2 separate regions of the Homo sapiens genome follow, and region 2 is linked to region 1. A link is a loop called in an ENCODE intact Hi-C map of the cell type or tissue named here. Cell type or tissue: GM12878. All regions are shown on one strand.

The links. Hi-C counts contacts between places; a loop is a spot of excess contacts. Peaks named below come from ENCODE experiments on the same cell type or tissue, not always from the same donor. Only the 100,000 strongest peaks of a DNase experiment are listed, where the experiment ranks them.
Region 2: a loop joins it to region 1, with 2.9 times the contacts of the local background. A loop is called at or near these places in 2 of 110 quality-filtered maps.

What each region holds. Positions count from the first base shown.
Region 1 is chr4:164,933,887-164,941,886 of GRCh38, reverse strand. It overlaps the pseudogene LOC391710. Among named protein-coding and RNA genes, the nearest start is that of FAM218A, 19 kb to the left of the region's middle. RefSeq lists enhancers at 5,365-5,414, 5,455-5,764, 6,075-6,204. In GM12878, CTCF peaks have their summits at 3,773, 4,112 (motif pointing left) and 6,312; DNase peaks (open chromatin) are centred at 4,097, 5,556, 5,816, 6,306 and 1 weaker place; H3K4me3 peaks cover 752 bases; H3K27ac peaks cover 2,715 bases.
Region 2 is chr4:164,879,831-164,887,830 of GRCh38, reverse strand. All of the region lies in intron 2 of APELA (apelin receptor early endogenous ligand), which reads right to left. Among named protein-coding and RNA genes, the nearest start is that of APELA, 6.7 kb to the right of the region's middle. In GM12878, a CTCF peak has its summit at 3,552; no DNase peak of the experiment used is centred here.

The DNA of each region.
Region 1 (8,000 bases):
GGGTTTTTATAGTTTGGGGTGTCACATTTAAGCCTTTAACCCATCTTGAGTTAATTTTTGTATAAGGTATAAGAAAGGGGTCCAGTTTCAGTTTTCTGCATATGGTTAGCCAGTTTTCCCAGCACCATTTATTTTTATTTTTATTTTTGAGATGGAGTTTCACTCTTGTTGCTGAGACTGGAGTGCAGTGGCACGATCTCGGCTCACTGCAAACTTCATCTCCCAGTTTCAAGCGATTCTCCTGCCTCAGCCTCCCAAGTACCTGGGACTACAGGCACGCACCCCCATGCCTGGCTAATTTTTGTATTTTTAGTAGAGACGGAATTTCACCGTGTTGGCCAGGCTGGTCTCGAACTCCTGACCTCAGGTGATCCACCCACCTTGGCCTCCCAAAGTACTGGGATTACAGGCATGAGCCACTGTGCCCAGCCACCATTTATTAAATAGAGGATCCTTTTCCCGTTGCTTGTTTTTGTCAGGTTTGTCAAAGATCAGATGGTTGTAGATTTGTGGTATTATTTCTGAGGTCTCTGTCCTGTTCCATTGGTCTATATGTCTGTTTTGGTACCAGTACCGTGCTATTTTGATTACTGTAGGCCTCCTGGGTTCAAGCGATCCTCCTGCTTCAGCCTCCCAAGTAGATGGGATTACAGGCGCCCACCACCATGTCCAGCTAATTTTTGTATTTTTAGTAGACTGGGTTTCACCATGTTGGCCAGGCTGGCCTCAAGCTTCTGACTTCAGGTGATCCACTCACCTCGGCCTGCCAAAGTGCTGGCATTAGAGGCGTGAGCCACCATGCCCTGCCCACAAGGGATTTTAGAGCTTTGAGATGTAGCAGAAGTGAAAGATGAGGCTCAGAAAAGAGAGTAAGAGAGAAGAGGGTCTGGCTTGAAGACAGTGACACAGAGACAATAAGGCTCAGCTTTTTATTTCATTTCATTTCATTTTAGACAGAATCTTGCTCTGTTGCCTAGGCTAGAGTCCAGTGGCACACGAACTGCTCATTTCTGCCTCAACCTCACAGGGTCAATTGATCCTCCTACCAGAGCCTCCCCAGTAGCTTGGACCACAGGTGTGTGCCACTATGCCTGGCTACTTTTTGCATTATTTTCATAGAGATAGCATGTCACCATGTTGTCCAGGCTGTCAGCCTTTTCAATAATGTTTTCTACTTGAGAACATCTAAAGTGTATAGAATAGTAGCAAAATTAGTACAACAAACCCTGTGTATCCACTTACAGATTTATATCCTTATCCCTATACTTTGCAATACTTTGAAGCAAACACAGGATCACATATAATCTTATGGGTAAATACTGCACTATGAATGTCTAAAATATAGAGCCTCTTTTAAATAGTAAGCTCATAATATCATTATCAGAAATCATAACTAGTGAATACTTATGAGATTTCTTCTAGTTCAATGGACTTTATTTTTAGAAGTGTTTATGTAGAAGTAAGGAAAATTATTAGGCAGTTATTTTCATTGATATACATGCTCTTCAGTGCTTTAGTATCTTATTCTTTTTTCTCCTTTTGTAGTTGAAGAAACTGCCTTACTGTTCTGTTGAAAGTCTCACAGTCTGGAGTATTTTACATGGTCATTAGTTCCCATCACCTCTTGTAATTGTGGCCCTTCCTGAGAAACACGACAAAAGAGCGTAGCTTGAATTTGAGTAAAGGAGGATCCAGGGTCACGGGATCAGCCAGTGCCCTGGGACCTGCCTCCCCCTGGAGCTGCTTCTGGAGCCAAAGGGAAAGAAGCAGACACAAGCTTGTGAAGTGCTTGCAGGAGACAGAACGCTGAGGAGGCACCAGCTTCTCACTTTCCCTCCTTCCTGGAGAATCACACCTTCTGCAGGGAGTCTCCCCACACAGATCCCTCCCTGCACCATGGCCTTTGCAGCCTCTCTGGCTGAGCTCCAAGCAGAGGCCAGCTGCCCCATGTGCCTGGATTACATGAAGGACCCAGTCACCACTCACTGTGGGCACAACTTCTGTCGCTCCTGCATCCACCAGTGCTGGGAAGACTTACAGGATGTCCTCCCCTGTCCTGTCTGCCTCCGTCACTGCCCTGATGAGAACCTCAGGAGCAAACACCCAGTTGCGCCACATGACTGATATGGTTCAGCAGCTTCTCACCGTGACGAGCAAGAGGGAATGGCAGGAAGAGGAGCCCCTCTGTGAGAAGCACAGTCAGGGTCTAGTCCTGCTCTGTGAGAAGGACCTGGAGCTATTGTGTCCCCAGTGCAAGGTCTCCTCTGACCATCAGGATCATCCCTTGTTGCCCATTGAGCAAGCTGCAGCTACACACAGAAGGAAGCTCAAAAGCTACATTAAGCCACTAAAGAAGGAAACTGAACATGCCAAGATGCGGTGTGAAGTCCCAATTTTGAGATCACTTAATGTGAAAAGGAAGATGGCAACATGGAGGAAGGAATTACAATTTGAATTTAAAGAAATTAAGTCTTTCTTGGTAAAGGAACGAGCTGTAATTCATGCCAGGCTACTTATTGAAGAGAAGGATGCTAAAGAAAAACTCACTGAAAACCAAAGACAAATTTCAGGCCACTTATCCACACTACAGAATCTGTTTTTTTTTTTTTTTTTTTTTTTGAGACGGAGTCTCGCTATGTCGCCCAGGCTGGAGTGCAGTGGCTCAATCTTGGCTCACTGCAAGCTCCGCCTCCAGGGTTCACGCCATTCTCCTGCCTCAGCCTCCCGAGTAGCTGGGACTATAGGCGCCCGCCACCCTGCCCGGCTAATTTTTGGTATTTTTAGTAGAGACGGGGTTTCACTGTGTTAGCCAGGCTGGTCTCGATCTCCTGACCTCATGATCTGCCCGCCTCTGCCTCCCAAAGTGCTTGGATTACAGGCGTGAGCCACCGCGCCCAGCCTACAGAATCTCTTAAATGAAGTAACAGAGAAGAGTTTTCAGGCAGACCTGGATATGCTGACAGGTATTGAGAACAGCTACAACACATATGACCACCTGAAAACCCCTGCAGTCTTCTCATAGGAATCAAGGAAGGAGAGTTTGAGTCTCTCTCCACCTTATTTTGGCCTGAAAAAAATGATGAGCCCATTTCAGGAAGATTTGACACTAGATCCAGAAACAGCCCACCCTAGTCTTATTATCTCAAGAGACAGAAAGTGTGATATTTAGAATGATGAACCCACACTTTACTGATAATCTTCAGTCATTTAGTTTTTACCCAGCTGTCTGAAGCTGTGAGGGATTTGATGCTGGGAGACACTTTTGGCAAGTAGAAGTGAGAGCAAAGGTACATGGTTCCTTGGTGTGTGTAAAGAAATGTTTCCCAGAGATGGTCTTACATCACCAACTCCACAGATGGGGTGCTGGCAAATTCAGCCATTCCGTAGTTCATGCAGTACAAGGAACACAGAAGTCCTGCAAGTTGGCATTTTTCTGGACTATGAGTTGGGAGAAGTTTCCTTTTATAATTTAAATACCAGATCATATGTGTATACTTTCACTGGTAAGTTTACAGAAAAGCTTATGCCTTATTTCTCTATTGCACCTTCTTCACAAGCTGTTACAATCACATTGTCATAGACCAATGATGAACTACTTAGAGCACCCTTTGTATGTAGCTATATTTTCTTCCTGTGTTCTTGGAGGGCATTTGTAATAAAAGTTCTGATTCCATGTTTATGTTTGACTGCTGATATTATTGGGGGACTCACTCTTCTCTCTTCCCTTCTGCCCTCCCTGGACAAGCTGATGAGAAAGCCTGGGTGCTCCCTCTGTTGGTGTAGGTGGGAGGTTCAGACCTAGCAAGCCTCTGGTAGTGCAGGACCCTTTCAGCAGCCCCACCCATGACCACCATCACAACCCCAAACCAGTCTCCTTTCCCTGCTTTCTCAAGTCACTTTTGCATCAACTCTGTAGACACCCTTCTCTCCTCATAAACCTCATTACAGGAGTAGGAGTCCATTTCATACAATCTTGGATTGTGTGGCATCAGCAGTCTCAACACTGAACCAGTTGTCAGGGAGGGTGCAAACTGACCCCTTCAATGCAAACTATCTATGCAAACTGACCCCTTCAAAGGCCATTGTGAGCAGGATTATCCAGATGTTGGCTGCCACCTTCAGGGAATTGCTGTTCTAGCTTTGCTTTGCTCACTGGCTCTGTGCCACATGATGAGCCTGCACTTTCAGCTCAGCTGCTTTGTGCTGCTTTTACTGAGTTTGGCTGAGACTCTTTGAGAGAATTCTCTGACCTAGGTCAGTAATTTAGATAATATTTTGTTAGTTAAGTATAGGAACATGGACTCAGGTCCCTTTTACTGTCTCCTTGAGTGGTGCATCTCCGTCCAGACATATTGCTGTGTCTTTTATAATTTAAAAAACAGATCCTCTGTGTATAATTCCACTGATAAGTTTACAGAAAAGTTTATGCCTTATTTCTCTATTGAACCTTCTTCACAAGCTGTTACAATCAGTATTGTCCTAGACAATAATCACGTTAAATTATTATGTATTGTCAAAGCATAATCACATTAAAAGGAATAACCCCTAAAATGTATTGAATGTCTCCAAAAAAAAAAAAAAAAGAATAAAAAACAATGGACATGAACGTCAGAGAGACAGGGAATAAAAAGAAAAATAAAACCAAATCACAGATTCAAGGAGAGGAACAACAACAAAAACTGCAACAGAAATTCCTAATTTGCAATTACCAGTTGAATATGCAAAATTCACCAAAAGAATCTGTACAACACAAAAGCTTAAAAGGTGCTAATTGACTTTTCTGTTTCTGTAACCTGGATGGTGACTGAACTTCAACATCTGTTGAAATGCATCAATTGGAAAACCTTCGCAGACTTAATCCTTTGCCTCCAATTAGGTAACCAGGGATCCCTCTGATTTTAAATGAAGAGCCCTCTATTACCTTAGTGACATTACTAATCATAAAATGAAGGTAAAAGAGGTATCCCTTATCTTAACTATAAGAATCACTGCCTTTCCTAAATTTTCCATGGTGTGTTTCTAGATTCTAACATAAGCTGTGACTGATGTAAGTTCAGGGGGAACTCTAATTTGTGACCAATTGTTCGTGTGTCTCACCTCCAAACTGGTGCCTGTTCTATAGAGCACATAGGGGAAAAATTGTATCCTGTGCCATATACGGGCTCATTTGGTGGTCACTTGTGTGAAGCAAGAAGTCACTATTTGGAGATTGAGCATTAGTTGAAAATTACAATTACTTATGTTAATCCATTTTGTTCTGATTTGAGAGAATGCCTGAGATTTGGTAATCTATAAAGAAGAGAAATTAATTTCTCACCGTTCTGGAAGTTGGGAAGCTCAAGATCAAGGCAGTGACAGGTTTGGTGTCAGGTGAGTGCCTGGTCTCTGCTTCCAAGATGGTGCCTTCAATGCTGCAGCCTCTGGAGGGAGAAACGCTGTTCCTGACATGGCTAAAGAGCAGAGGTGGAGCTGCTGAGTGCAGTGGCTCATGCCTGTAATCTCAGCACTTTGGGAGGCCTAGGCAGGCAGATCACTTGAGGCCAGGAGTTGAAGACCAGCTTGGCCAAAATGGCAATTAGGGAAGAGAGAGACCCTCTCATATTGTTTTATATTGTTTTATACTCAGTACCTGTTTTAAGAAAAAACAACAAGGAAGTAAAACCAAAGACAGGCAACCCGAGGCCAGGCCCAAAACCAGGCCTGGGCCTGCCTGGCCTAAACCCAGTAGTTAAAAATCAACTCATAACTTAGAAACTGATGTTATTTATAGATTCCAGACATTGTATAGAAGAACGTTGTGAAACTCCCTGCCCTGTTCTGGTTCTCTCTGACCACCGGTGCATGCAGCCCCTGTCACGTACTGCCTTGCTTGCTCAAATCAATCACGACCCTTTCATGTGAAATCTTTAGTGTGGTGAGCCCTTAAAAGGGATAGAAATTGGGCATTTGGGGAGCTCGGATTTTAAGGCAGTAGCTTGCTGATGCTCCCAGCTGAATAAAGCCCTTCCTTCTACAACTCGGTGTCTGAGAGGTTTTGTCTGTGGCTCGTCCTGCTACAGCAAAACCCTATCTCGACTAAAAGTACAAAACTTAGCTGGGCATGATGGCATGCAGCTGTAGTCTCACCTACTCGGGAGGCTGAAGTGGGAGGATCATTTGAACTCCAGAGGCAGAGATGGCAGAGCCAAGATTGTGTCATTGCACTCCAGCCTGGGTGACAGAGCAAGACTCCATCTCAAAGAAAAGAAAAAGAGAGCAGAGTGGGTGTATATACCCTGGAAAGCTCTTTTTTAGCATGGCATGAATCCATGAGGGGGAGCCCTTGAGACCTAAACCCCTCTCATTAGGTTCCACCTCTCAGTGGAATCACATGGGTGATTGTTTATAATACAAGAGGTTTGTGGAGACAAACATTTAAACAATAGCTATTGAGGCTCACACTCATAAGAGCAGATGGCTAATTAGGACCCTAGAAATATCTTTGCTTTCTGCTGCTGTCTAGGCCTTTGTTACAACAAAGATTCTGATCTTCAGAATTATAGGGAGATAGCTGGGAACAGTATCTCACACCTGTAATGATCGCTTGAGCTCAGGAGCTTGACAACAGCCTGGGCAACATAATGTGACTTTGTTTCAAAAAAAAAAAAAAAAAAAAAAGAGAAAGAAAGAAAAGAAAAAGAAAAAGAAAAAGAATTATGGGGAGAAACCAGTGACCCCTGTGGCTCACCGAAGTGGTCAATTTCAACCAAACTTACAACCAGGGTTCCTAAACTCTGTAACCCTCCAGTGCCCATAGAACTGTGATGGTACTAATAGAAGGTTTTCTGGAGTCAGAAACTTCAAAACATAATAACATGAAAAGGAACAGCCCCTAAAGTATATTGCACGTTTACCAAAAAAAAAAAAGAATAAAAAACAATAGACATGAAAAGTCAGGGAGATGGGGAAGAAAGAGAAAGAAAAATAACACCAAATTCTAGATTCAAGGAGAGGACAAAAAAAAAAGCACCAAAACAAAACAAAACAAAAAAACTGGAGGAAGCTTCCTAATTTGCAATTTCAAGTTGAAAATGCAAAATTTACCAAAAGAATCTAAACAACACAAAAGATTAAAAGGTACTGGTTGACTTTTCTGTCTCTGTAACCTAGATGATGATTGAACCTAAGCATCTGTTGAAATGCATCATTGGAAAACCTTTATAGACTTTATTATTTCCCTCTAATTAGTTTACCAGGGATCCCTCTGATTTTAAATGAAGAATCCTCTATTACCTTAGTGATGTTACTGAACATAAAATGGAGGCAAAGAGGTATTCTTTACCTTAACTATGAGAATCACTGGCTTCCCTAAATTTTCCAGGGTGAGAACACACACTGGGATGAAATATTAAAGAGAAAAGAGAAATACAATAAGTAATAAATACAAAATTAAATTACGTCTTCTGCATTTTCAAATTAGCTTTACAAAATGGGATCCATGGATGTTCCTGACCCCAGTGAGAAAAGATAATATGATTAAATATTAGTTAAAATAGATACTCAAGATTTGAAACCCATGATGCAAGACCTAGGCGTGATTATCTCACCGTTTCTGGGTTCAACCCCAATTTTGTGTGTTCTTATACTTTGAAAGAAGTATGACATCTCAGAGGGAACTGATGACAGCTTTAATGGGATGATCTCTCCCAATGTTATTGACATGACTTACTCCATCCAATCAGGAAATGGTAAATAACTGGCTGCTACAGATTTGACTAGGTTTTTTCAGGCTTATTTCGACAGCTTCCTGGCCATGCTTTCCCTTTGCCTCAAAGGAATGTTATGCATCTCTACCCACCAATCATGGTAATTTGAAAAAATTAGCTGGGCATGGTGACGTGTGCCTGCAATCCTGGCTATTTGGAAGGTTGAGGCTGGAGGATCCCTTGAGCTCAGGCGTTCCAGGTTACAGTGAACCATGACTGCCCACTGCACTACACGGTGACAGAGCAACATCCTGA
Region 2 (8,000 bases), 54 kb after region 1:
AGACCAGCCTGGCCAACATGGTGAAACCCTGTCTCTACTAAAAATACAAAAATTAGCTGGGCATGGTGGCGCATGCTTGTAATCCCAGCTACTCAGGAGGCTGAGGCAGGAGAATCGCTTAAACCCAGGAGGCAGAGGTTGCAGTGAGCTGAGATGGAACCATTGCAATCCAGCCTGGGTGACAAGAGAGAAACTCCATCTCAAAAAAAAAAAATTTAGTAAGATAAGGATAATTCTAATGGAGATGTAAGCAGATTAAAGTGGATTTAGATGTGAATACAAAATAATGAATCAGGGACAATGAGTACAGAAAAATCATGAGAGCATTGACTGAGGGGTATGTGGATGTGTATATGTGTGTTTTTTTTGTTTTAGGATATAGGCTTATCACCATTTAAACTTTCAAGTTGACACGATGATCCAGAGAGGTAAAGGTATAAGTACAGCTTGAAATTCCTAAGAAATCTTAGGGAGAGAAGGGGACCCACAGCACATATGAAGGATTGGCCATGTCTTCCGTAATACCAAGAAGGAAGAGGAAGATGGGGGTGGGTAAGGAGGGGAATGGATTAGATGGGATTTATGCTAAAAAGAAATTTTAGATTCCTGAACAACATGGTAGAGAGCAGCTAGTTTAGCTATCTATGGAAAGAATTATTACACATTTTGTAAGGAGAAATCAGTTTTTAAAATGAAGAAAACTGGCCGGGCGCAGTGGCTCATGCCTGTAATCCCAGCACTTTATGAGGCTGAGGTGGGAAGATCACCTGAGGTCAAGAGTTTGAGACCCGCTTGGCCAACATGGTGAAACCCCGTCTCTACTAAAAATACAAAAAAATTAGCCAGGCCTGGTGGCAGGTGCCTGTAATCCCAGCTACTTGGGAGGCTGAGCCAGGAGAACTGCTTGAACCTGGGAGGTGGAGGGTGCAGTGAGCCGAGATTGTGCCACTGCACTACACTCCAGCCTAGGCAACAAGAGTGGAACTCTGTCCCAAAAAAAAAAGAAAAGAAAAGAAAAGAAAACTTTGAAACTCTAGAACATTGTATACATACTTTGTTCAGAGGAATATACAATTATTGTAATAAATGTTTATAATATAAACATCACTATATTTATGCATTGATATATAAGTGTATAAGTAAATATATTCATCATTAAGGCATCATAATCTTTTTCTTTTTTTTTAGACGGAGTCTCACTCTGTCTCTCAGGCTGGAGTGCAGTGGTATGATCACAGCTCACTATAGCCTCAACCCCTCGGCTCAAGCAATCCTCCCACCTCAGCCTCCTGAGTAGCTGGAACTATAGGTATACACCATCATGCCAGCTAATGTATTTTTTGTAGAGACAGTGTCTTGCTGTGTTGCCCAGGCTGATCTCAAACTCCTGGTCTTAAAAGATCCTCCCACCTCAGGCTCCCAAAGTGCTGGGTTTACAAGTGTGAGCCACTGTGGCTGGCTGGCATCATAATCTTTACAGAAAAGTTTTATCTCATCAGTAAATTAGGGACATTAGGGATTTCCTCCAAGCATGACTTTTGGACACTGGGCTGTGATTAATTTAGAAAAGAGTAATTTTCAATATTTCATTTAGCTTTATGCAATATGTCCTGCAGATATTTCAGCCCACACAGGAATGCCCCATATTTAAGGCAGTTCTTGGGCCATTCACATTAAGCTTTAGGGGCTAAATCTTGTCTTCAAGGAGCTCATATTTCAATACTGATAAAAATCTAAAGAAACAAAGTCAAATGTGATAGATGGCTTTAAAAGCCTACTACTAAAAGTGCTGTGATTGTTAGGAGGATGAAGTTTATTTTAAACTAACTGAATTAGGGTGGTCGTCATGAGGAAAATAGGATTTATGAGAATTCTCAAGGAGGGAGAGAGTTTGGACTTGATGAGAGAAGAAATTCCTAGAAGAGGAAATATCTCCACCACAGAGATAGAAAATGATAGTTCCATCCTAGAAATATTAGAAAATAAATCTGAAAATGTGTGTGTGTCTAGTGAGAACAAGTCTTAAATTTATGATCTTAAATTGAAAGATAATGAATAAAAGCTTCATTTCATTTCATCTTTTTTTTTTTGAGACATGGTCTCACTCTGTCACCCAGGCTGGAGTGCAATGGCGTGATCTTGGCTCTCTGCAACCTCCGCCTCCTGGGTTCAAGTGATTCTCCTGCCTCAGCTTCCTGAGCAGCTGGGATTACAGGTGCCCACCATGAGACCTGGCTAATTTTTGTATTTTCAGTAGAGATGGCATTTCACTGTGTTGGTCAGGCTGGTCTCGAACTCCTGACCTCAAGCGATCTGCCCACCTTGACCTCCCAAAGTGCTGGGATTATAGGTGTGAGCCACCACGCCCAGCCTATTTTACATCTTTTAGCAACATTATGAGGCTGGGCACGATGGATCACACCTGTAACCCTAGCACTTTGGGAGGCCGAGGGGGGCAGATCACTTGAAGTCAGGAGTTCGAGACCAACCTGGCCAACATGGTGAAACCCCGTTTCTACTAAAAATACCCAAATTAGCTGAGTGTGGTGGCACAAACCTGTAATGCCAGCTACTTGAGAGGCTGAGGCAGGAGAATTGCTTGAGCCCAAAAGGCGGAGGCTGCAGTGAGCTGAGATCACACCACTGCACTCCAGCCTGGGCGACAGAGCAAGACTCTGTCTCAAAAACAAAACAAAACAAACAAACAAGCAAAAACACTTAGGCACTTTTTTTTTGGCTGAAAATACAAAGATAAATAAAACCTACCCTCGGCCTTCAGGGAATTTACAGCATGCAGAGGGAAGAGGGGAAGACTATAGTCAGTTAACACTTTCTAATGCCAGGCGTTAAGGACTTTAACAGAAGTATGTAACTAGTGCTCTGAGAGCAAAAGTGGGTATATCTATTGTAACTAATAGGGGTAATAAAATCAGAGAAGGTTTCCTAAAGGATGAATGATACTGAGAAAAAAAGTGAAAAAATTTGAGGCAAAAGCATAGCTTGAAGAACAGTTAAGAGGTGAAGAATGGACTGATTTTAAAGTAATAATAAGTCTAACTACTATTTATTTAGCACTTACTGTGTGCCAAGTATTGTTATGATAGGATAAGGGCCATAACAATTTCCATCTTACAGATCTGGAAGTGGAGGGAAGCTCAGAGAGAATAAATGACTTACCAACAATGATCACCAGAGAGTGAGCTGTGTGGCCAGAGCTTGAATCTAGTAGGTCCAAACACAGTCTTAACTCTTATCTCCTCTGGGACAGGCAAGGGGGAAAGAATAAGGTAACAGATGAAACTGGAAAGGTATATATTGTAAGGTGTTGTTTGTCAAATTATTGTTATTATTTTGTGTTCCATTTGACCTACAGCGGGATAACTGAGATCAGGACTGAAACACATTCACTGGATTCAGAAGAAGGAAGTCATAATGGACCTTCCGCAGAAGGAAAAGGGGAACAATGTGTTGAAAATAGTTGGGAGGAAAGAAAACAGCTGCCTTTTCAAAAAGTGTGGCTTTGAAGAGATGAAGAGAACATGGGCTGGTCGCTAGAGAGCACTATGGAGTCAATGGTGGAACTCTTCTTTCTTTCCTTCTCTTCCTTCCTCTTTTTCTTTCTTCTTTCCCTCTCTCTTTGTTTCTTTCTTCTCTCCTTTCTTTCTCTTCTCCTTTCTTTCTTTCTTTCTTTCTTTCTTTCTTTCTTTCTCTTTCTTTCTTTCTTTCATTCTTTCTTTCTTTTTTTCCTTCTTTCTTTCTCTCCTTCTTTCCCTGTTTCTTTCTTTCCTTTTTTCTTCCCTTCTCTTTCTTCTCTTCCTCTCTTTCTGTCTTCTTTCTCTCTTCTTTTTATTTCTTCTCCTCCTCTTTCTTTCTGTCTTTGTCTCTTTCGTCTTTCTGTCTTTTTTTTTTTTTTTAAGACAAAATAGATCAGTGTTGACATATTGAACATTCTGGGGGAGCAAGAGAGTATAATTGCTAGATCAAGGTCCTTGAGGTGTAGGGAGATTACCCATACTTGAGAGGTATTTTTTATTGAAAGACTAGGGGCCACACACAGTGGCTCATGCCTGTAATCCCAGCACTTTGGGAGGCCAAGGTAAGAGGATTGCTTGAGCCCAGAAGGTCAAGACCAGCCTGGAAACAAAGTTAGACCCTGTCTCTACAAAAAATCTTAAAATTAGCCAAGCACGTTGGCACACACCGGTACTGTCAGATACTTGGAAGGCTGAGGCAGGAGGATAACTTGAGCCTGAGACTTTGAGGCTACAGTGAACTATGATCATGCCATGGCACCCAGCCTGGGTGACAGAATGAGATCCTGTCTCAAAAAAAAAAAAAAAGAAAAAGAAAGACTAGAAAGGGAACATAAAAGAAGCATTGTAGATGTAGATGTCTGTAGTTTGAGGGCGAGGTTGGATTTTGAGGCTTAATGACCTCCTATTTCACTTGAAGTAAGAGGAGTTATCTTTTGCTGTGAGTTGGAAGAGGAGATTAAGAAGTGTAAAGAAACTAGAGGTTATTAGTTTGAAATAATAGTTGAATAGGAATATGAAGTGCAGAAGAGTTCTTCCCAGAGAGCCCAGCTAAAGTTGGAGATGAAGTGCTCCATGAAAGTAGAGATTCTATGCTGAAAGCAGAATTGGGTTTCACTTAAACCCAAGAGGTGGAGAGAATGGAGTGAGAAGGATGAAGATGCTAGGACAATTGCAGGAAGAGTTGGGAAGCAGGGCAGGTTTGGTTAAGGGGGTCAGATGCCCATGACTGCAAGGGGGTAAGAATAAGACAGAAAATAGGAAACTAGAAGCAAAGCTTGAATACCAAGTGAGGGTGACAAGAGAGTATCAGTTGGACTCAATTAAAAATAATGTATTAACACCATGGAATACCATGCAGCCATAAAAAATGATGAGTTCATGTCCTTTGTAGGGACATGGATGAAGCTGGAAACCATCATTCTCAGCAAACTATCGCAAGGGCAAAAAACCAAACACCGCATGTTCTCACAGGTGGGAATTGAACAATGAGAACCCATGGACACAGGAAGGGGAACATCACACACCAGGGACTGTTGTGGGGTGGGGGGAGTGGGGAGGGATAGCGTTAGGAGATATACCTAATGCTAAATGATGAGTTAATGGGTGCAGCACACTAACATAGCACATGTATACATATGTAACAAACCTGCACGTTGTGCACATGTACCCTAAAACTTTAAGTATAATAATAATGAAATTAATAATAATAATAATAATGTATTAAAAGACACTTTTTCCAAAAATATATTCATAGTCATTACCTCTGGAACATGAATATGGGCAATAGGGTAGGATGGGGAACTTGTACTTTTGACTTTACATTCTTCCATACTGTTAGAAATATATTCTACACCATGAAGATGTATTACAATTGTTATTAAAAAGCTAGCTAGACCAGGCGCAGTGGCTCATGCCTGTAATCCCAGCACTTTGGGAGTCTGAGGGGGGGCAGATCACCTGAGGTCGGGAGTTCGAGACCAACCTGACCAACATGGAGAAACCCTGTCTCTACTAAAAATACAAAATTAGCCGAGTATGGTGGTGCATGCCTGTAATCCCAGCTACTCGGGAGGCTGAGGCAGGAGAATCGCTAGAACCTGGAAGGTGGAGGCTCCGGTGAGCCGAGATGGCACCATTGCACTCCAGCCTGGGCAACATGAGTGAAAACTCTGTCTCAAAAAATAAAAATAAATTAAAAAAAAAAGCTAGTAGAGTATGTATTGACGGAGTATGTAGTTATCTAGAGTACATATTAAGTAAGTAATGTTTTAGAGACAGAGTCTAGGCTGGAGTGCATAATCATAGCTCACTGCAGCCTCAAACTCCTGGGCTCAAATGATCCTCCCTGGAGGCCTCAGCCCCCCAAATAGCTAGGACTAGAGGCACACGCCACCATGCCTGGCTAACTTTTTTTTTTTTTTTTGGTAGAGACAAGGTTAAATCATGTTGTCCAGGCTGGTCTTGAACTCCTGCACTCAAGCAATCCACCTACCTCTGCCTCCCAAAGTGCTGGGATTATAGGCATGAGCCACTGGACCTGGCCTTAGAGTACATACTTATAAATAAAAGCATTGATGTGCTGAGATTTTACTGTTGGAAGGGAGAAGTCATTCCAGCCTTAAGTCGCGACCTCATTTTCCACTCTAGGGCCCTCACATTAACCTGTAGACTTGCATTTCCTGACACCCCTTCCCTTGCTCTCCTTCACTCTAAATCACTTAGGACTGAAGGTGGTGCCAAAATATTTCTGAGAAAAAAAAATCAAGGAAATGAACGGCATACAGCATGTAATTTTCTGTGTAATTAATTCAGTTGCATAGGCTGGGATCATTGAGGATGACCCTAGGAGCTGGAAAAATTGACAGAGTAAAGATAATATGACATTTCTATTAAAAGAGCTAAAGGTCTGAACACTCTAATAAAGGGTTAATCTGGAAAACTTTCAAAGTCAATTGTTTACCTTACCTATCCTTTTACAAAGTCTTACTTGATCCTAACTGATCAAATAACCACATGTGATTTTATCTAAAGCATCCAAAAAATTAGAGGGGAAGAAGTGAAAGGGGTGTTTTGCCTTAGAGTCCACTACCTAGGTTTACAGTACATTTACCCAGTTATCAAAGTGCCTTTGTTGCAAAACATATAAAAAATGGGAAAGTATTTAGGACAGTGAGAATTATGTTATCAGATCTGAAGGTAGCACTTGTTATTATAGTGCTGGTTGAGCAAGGTCTTGAAAAATTTTCTAATGTTTATCTTACATTAACTCTTACAGTAGATTCCAACAGGTGACTTTTAAACATTCTTCAAAGAACAGTAGCTGAAATGTAGAACGAGTCTAAAACTGAGAAAATGGATGCTGTCACCCAAGCAGTTTTATAAGCTCTCAGCCAACTTTTGTAAAGAGTTGCTATTATTAAGTAGTTTGCATAGCTTTAATTAAATTTCCCTTTGGTTTACAAACTTGATTTGTAAGTCAAAATTCCCCTCAACTTTAAAAATTCAAATTTCACTATTCATGCTTACTTGTAACACTGGTTTTTATGGTATGTGATTTGAGGATAATATGTGGCTATCTAAAGACTTGTGTTTATATTTTGCAAGGTATCTTTCTTTGTATATGCAGGAATTCTCTTGCTATTGTGAAATGTGTCCTCTCCTCTTTGTTATTTATGAAGGAGTGCTGGAAAAATCTGGGGTGTCTCTATTCCTCTTAAGCACAGATTTTTACCATTATTTCATACATGACACTGAAATGCTCTGCTGGAAGCATTATCAACACACACCAAAGGATATTTTAACACAGAAAATCTTTTTAAAGCATGTTTCAATCACCATTAATTGGCTTCTCAGAAACCTCCTACTGTATCTTTCTGGATTCCTCCACCAAAGCTATTTTTCATATTTTGATAACAAAGATTAATTTGTTACAGATATAGACATAGAGAACTTGACATTTTTGTCTCAATCCTTTTGATAAATGTTTATTATGAAATTGCTCCTCCTTCATTTAATTTTCTACTACAGGGCTTTCCCCGGGTTTGGAAAGCATGCATTAAACAATAGATACAGCAACTGTTCTTTCCACTGAATGAATGGAACCGTAAAAGCTACTCTACAGGCCAACTGAATAAGCTAATTTTGCCATTGCCTGTGTATGTTAACCAGATGAGGGATATTTCTGTGGCATTTTTTAAGGAAGCTATATCTTAAATGAATTAATGAGCTTGAAATACTTACAATGGAATGCCAAACTGTGTATTTTTTAGTATGAAGTGACTTAAACTTGGACAGTGTTTGAAGTTAACTGATTCAAGCAGTATTACCAGTAATTGTGGTGGTCTAACATTATTTAACAAGTGTAAAAACAAGAAAAGGGAGGAGCAAAACTCTACCAGAATTTATCCTTAAGATGTGACTATCAAGATCACTACTATTGGTGAGGCTGGAAAGCTGCCATTTTAT